2 separate regions of the Homo sapiens genome follow, and region 1 is linked to region 2. Evidence: read pairs that join two places in POLR2A ChIA-PET (ENCODE). Cell type or tissue: Caco-2. All regions are shown on one strand.

What was found. ChIA-PET counts read pairs that join two places held together with the same protein. Peaks named below come from ENCODE experiments on the same cell type or tissue, not always from the same donor. Only the 100,000 strongest peaks of a DNase experiment are listed, where the experiment ranks them.
Region 1: POLR2A ChIA-PET joins it to region 2 with 5 read pairs; 2 of 35 experiments call an interaction of 5 or more read pairs at or near these places.

What each region holds. Positions count from the first base shown.
Region 1 is chr4:3,833,480-3,835,979 of GRCh38, forward strand. No RefSeq gene overlaps it. Among named protein-coding and RNA genes, the nearest start is that of ADRA2C, 68 kb to the left of the region's middle. In Caco-2, no CTCF peak of the experiment used is centred here; no DNase peak of the experiment used is centred here.
Region 2 is chr4:4,322,915-4,325,414 of GRCh38, forward strand. No RefSeq gene overlaps it. Among named protein-coding and RNA genes, the nearest start is that of ZBTB49, 34 kb to the left of the region's middle. In Caco-2, no CTCF peak of the experiment used is centred here; a DNase peak (open chromatin) is centred at 1,466.

The sequences.
Region 1 (2,500 bases), 490 kb before region 2:
TGTGTCTGCCTGGGGGAGGCCTGGCTCTGCGGCATGGATGCTGGAGATGCTCTGCAGCTGCCAGTGAAGTGGCAGCTCCTACAGATCAGGGAGCTCCATGGGAATGTATGCGCCTCCTACAGATCGGGGGGCTCTGGGAGGTGATGGCCCAGGACCCAAACTCAAGATCGCGCCAGCGATCCCTGGTGGCCCTGGGTGGCCTGGGTGTGTCCTCCTGACAGGTGGATCATGGCTCCAGGAGAACTCTGCAGAGCAACAGCCTTCGACTCAAGGTTCCAGATCCTTCTCCAGCCAGATTGGCAGCAAGGAATTTTCCACGAGTGATCCCTCTTACCCACCGCCCACCTTCTGCTTGGTTACTCATTCTAATCATTCCTCTCCTCGCTTATCTATTAACAAAGTGGCTTCTGAAGCCATTGGCACCGCGGTCCCACTCGGCTCCCTCCCCTCCACACCCACAGTCTTAGCAGCAGCAGAGTCCTTCAGGCCCTCGGCCAGTGCCACCTCCCAGCCACGGCCCTGGTGAGCCTCCGTGTTTCTCTGTAGCCTGGGATGAGGCTCCTCATGCTCTCCCTGCCCCCTGCCTCCCACACCTTCTCCACACCAGCAGCTAAAGAGTTGGTTCCACAGTGCGCCCCTGATGGGTGACTGCCCCCTCAACGTCCTTCTCTGGCTCCCCATTGTCCCCGGATGAAGCACCGACCCCTGGATGGGGCATGAGGAAGGCTGGACGCTCGGCTCCTCAGCTGCAGGACCAGCCACTCCTGAGCTGCGGAAACTGCTCCGTGTTCCTTTGCTGAGCAAAACTCAAGAAGTTCTGGGTAAACGTGCTGCTCTGTGATGATTGGTGCCACCACTAGGGACTTTGTTGAGTTCCAAACCCAGCTGGAGCCAGTCCCCTCCGGGCCCAGATCACGGATGCTCAGACACCCTCCTGCCTTCCCGTCCCACCCTCCATCCACCCACACAGGAAAAGCAGGAAGCAGCCAATCAAATAGGTGCATGGCGAGGGGGCAGCTGCGGGCCAAGCTGGAGTACCAGCACTGGTGGCCGTTTCCTTTCCTCCTGTTCCCTGCTGTAGTAAATGCTCTCCTTCCCTTAAATAGATCCTCCTCACACCTCCGCCCTGCCCTGCCACACCCGCCCCCACCGACCCCGTGGCTTTATGGTGGCTGTTGATCAAAATGTCCCTCCCACCTGGCACAACGTAAACATGTGACCTGCATCTGTGGGGTCGCTTGCAGGGGACGCAGGCATCCATCCGAGGCCAGGCCAGGTGAGGGCCCAGTCGCCACGTGCAGTCCAGCTGCAGGGCAAGGGGTGCACTGAGGTCAGGGTGTGCACCGGGGGGCGGCCATGTTTCTATAGTGGGGAGAGGGAGTCTGTGTGCTGGAGGCAAGAGAGAGGCCAGCTCCTGAGATGAGCACAGCAGAGAGGAGAGGGAGGGAGAGAGATGAGGAGAGGGAGGGAGAGAGATGGGGAGAGGGCAGGGGTGAGGGAGAGAGAAAGACAAAAGAGAGAGGGAGAGGGAGGAGAGGGAGGAGAGAGAGGGAGGGGACAGAGACAGACAGACATGGAGAGAGAGAAGAGGGAAGGAGGGAAGAGAAAGAGAGGGAGAGTAGGGGAGAGAGGAAGGAGGGGAGAAAGGAAGGAGGGGAGAGAGGAAGCGGGGAGAGACAGAGGGAGACAGCTGGCTATAGCTGCACCAGAGACCACCCGACCCTCGGCCCAGCCTTCCCCTTTCCGGTGACAGGTGTCTGTGTGAAGTTCCAGGAGCCGCCTCCCTGTGTCCCTTTGTATCTAAACAAGGACTTACCAGGATGAGGTGGAGGTGACAGGGCGCTGTAGTGCTTCCGAATGGACAGGGTGTGGAGTCAGGGTGTGTAGTCAGCAAAACACAAAAGTCACAGACATTTGCCCCTGAACTAGCGCCAGGGTGCCCCCATGAGGCCCCAGACACAAGCATCTGAGGATGGCACCTGCAGCCCGAGACCTGCCTGGGGAGCAGCAGGCGGCCCTAGAGTGGGAGACTGTCAAAACCAGAGGGACAAAGCAAGAAGTGGGCCTCCTGGGCCTCCTGGGGACCGGACTGGCCAGAGCCTGGCTGGCAGGCTCCACACCTGGAGGGGACCTGGCCCCACCAGGAGCCACCAGGCCAGACACTATCACATCTACCTGTCCACCGACTTTCCTGGTGGGACCGTGCAGGAACAGGGATCTCACAGCCAGGGACACTGAGCAAGACCCCAACTTATCCCAAACCTGCAGCTTCCAACACTCTCAGAAGAGACGTTACACCAAACACAGGCTGAGCTGGAAGACACCTGCTACAGAGACTCATCTCCTGTCACTCTGCTGGCACCGCAGCAGTAGTTATGGGGGTGCCAGCTCCAAATCAGCCTCCAGATCAAACCCAGCTCTGTGGCCTTGGGCCTTGGGCCTTGGGCAGCTCAGCCTCTCTGCGCCTTGTTTTTTCACATGCAAAAGGAGGCGATAATCA
Region 2 (2,500 bases):
TCCTCCTTATGGCCTTGCTTCCTATTTCTCTCAGAACCTAGAAGCAAATAGGGGCCAGGCGTGGTGGCTCACACCTGTAATCTCAACACGTTGGGAGGCTGAGGCAGGTGGGTCACTTGAGGTCAGGAGTTCGAGACCAGCCTGGCCAACATGGTGAAACCTCATCTCTACTAAAAATACAAAAATTAGGTATACTGCCACATGCCTGTAGTCCCAGCTACTCAGGAGGCTGAGGCACGAGAATCGCTTGAACCTGGGAAGCGGAGGTTGCAGTGAGATCGCACCTCTGCACTCCAGCCTGGGCAACCGAGCAAGGCTGTCTCAAAAAAAAAAAAAAAAAAAAAGGAAAAGAAAAAAGAAACAAATAGGAAAGAACATTCCTCAAGCTCCCATAACACCTCCCTACCTCCCCACATCTGTGCCCGTGGACTCTGCACTTTCCCATCTAAAACCAACCTGCCCCCAACCCCTTGATTTCCCACCTCTGCTTTTTCTCACTAAGTCTTATTATCACCATCTGACCTACTATATAATCTTCCCCTATTACGATGTAACCTCTTCTTTTTTTTTTTTTAAATAGATACAGAGTCTCACTATGTTGCCCAGGCTGGTCTCAAACTCCTGAGCTCAAGTAATCCTCCCGCTTAGGCCTCCCAAAGTGCTAGGATTACGGGCATGAGCCACCGAGCCTGGCCAGGATATAAACTCTTTGTGTCTCTTTTGTTCACTGCTTTATCCTCAGTGCCCAGAACAGTGCCTGACCCTAAATGCTCAGTAACAAATAGTCAAATGAATGTCTTTGGAATACTTTTTAGTCAAAATACTGGACCTCCTAGATTGATTGATTTTTTTCTCCTGAACCTTGTTCATCAGACTCCACTGAAATACTTTTTGCCCAGGTGGCCCACGACCTCCCCATTGCTAAACCGAGTGAGAATTCTCAGTCCCCTTCCTAATGACTCTGAGGCAGGATATGACACGTCGGCAGCAAGTGCATTCCTTTTTTCTCCTTGAAACAACAACCAAGAGGACCACTCCTGCTAGGATTCCCCTTCATGCACGGGTGGCTCTGTCTTGGACTCCTTCCCCTACCCCAACACACATCTTAAAGTTGGGGTGCCCCAACTTTAAGAACACAGGCCCTGGACCTCCTCTCCGGCCTTGGCTCTGTCCCTAGGCCATCTCCTCAATGACAGAGCAGGAGCACTGTCATCTTGGACAAACAACTCCAAAAGTTCCAGCTCCCTTTCTAACCTCATGCGTTTCAAGGAAATGCAGCCAGGAAGAGCAGACAATGAAACACAGATAAGACAGCTTGAGCACAGAGGGAGGAGGGAAAGTCTCTTCGTAACCACCAAACTTCACCCTCATACAATGGGCCCCAGTAAAACAGTGGGCCCTAATAAGCACATTTCTTTCCCTTTAGGCATGCTGAGATAGGGAAGCTAAAAGCAAACTCGGGTGGTATGCCTGCAGCTGCAGGAAGATGTGTGGGAACAGATGCAAAAACTCTCCCTCCCAGATAAGCAAGACAAAGAGACACAGAAACATTCCGAGCCTGTGATAAGCTCTCCCACCCTGAACCCTTAAATACTCTTATTTTGTAAGAGAGAGGGCCTCTGACCTAAGTCGGCCAGAAGCCCCTCTCAGGTTTATTTTCCAAAATAACCTATCTTTGACTGTTGAGTGGCTTTTCATGTTTCTTTCCTCTTTATTTAACTCTTACACTCACATCTCATGACCTTAAATACTGTCTGCCCATGACTCCTCCCAAAACTCTGGATTCCTGTCCTGAGCTGCCTACCAGCGTCTTCACAGACACCCCAGACTAAGAGCTTTCAAGACCAAGCTCCTTGTCTTCTCAATTCATGGCCACCTTATTAAATGGCAATCCTGTTCCTCCAGGATTTTACTCAGACTAAAAACCTTAAGAGTTATCTTACTTCATCAGTATAAGTATGGAGGTGCCTCCTGTATGCCAGGTGCTGGATTTGCCAAAGGCTCAGAAAACAAGACCCCTAGGCCAAGTCACATTTTTGAATAAATCTGCTTGATGAGGACAATAATTTGCTCTTGTAGAATAAAACTTTAGGGAATAGCATTAAAACCAAAGCTCTCAGCTGGGCTCAATGGCTCATGCCTGTAATTCCAGCACTTTGGGAGGCTGAGGTGGGTAGATGTCAAGAGTTCAAGACCAGCCTGGCCAACATGGTGAAACCCCATCTCTACTAAAAATACAAAAATCAGCTGGGTGTGGTGGCAGGTGCCTGTGATCCCAGCTACTCAGGAGGCTGAGACAGGAGAATCGCTTGAACCAGGAGGCGGAGGTTGCAGTGAGCTGAGATAGTGCCACTGCGCCCCAGCCTGGGCAACAGAATGAGGCTCTGTCTCCAAAAACAAACAAACCAAAACCCCAAAGCCCTTTTCATTCACATTTCCTGTCTCTTCCTTTTCTGTTCTTGTTACCCTGGCCCCAAAGCCTTATCCTAAAGAAAGAAAA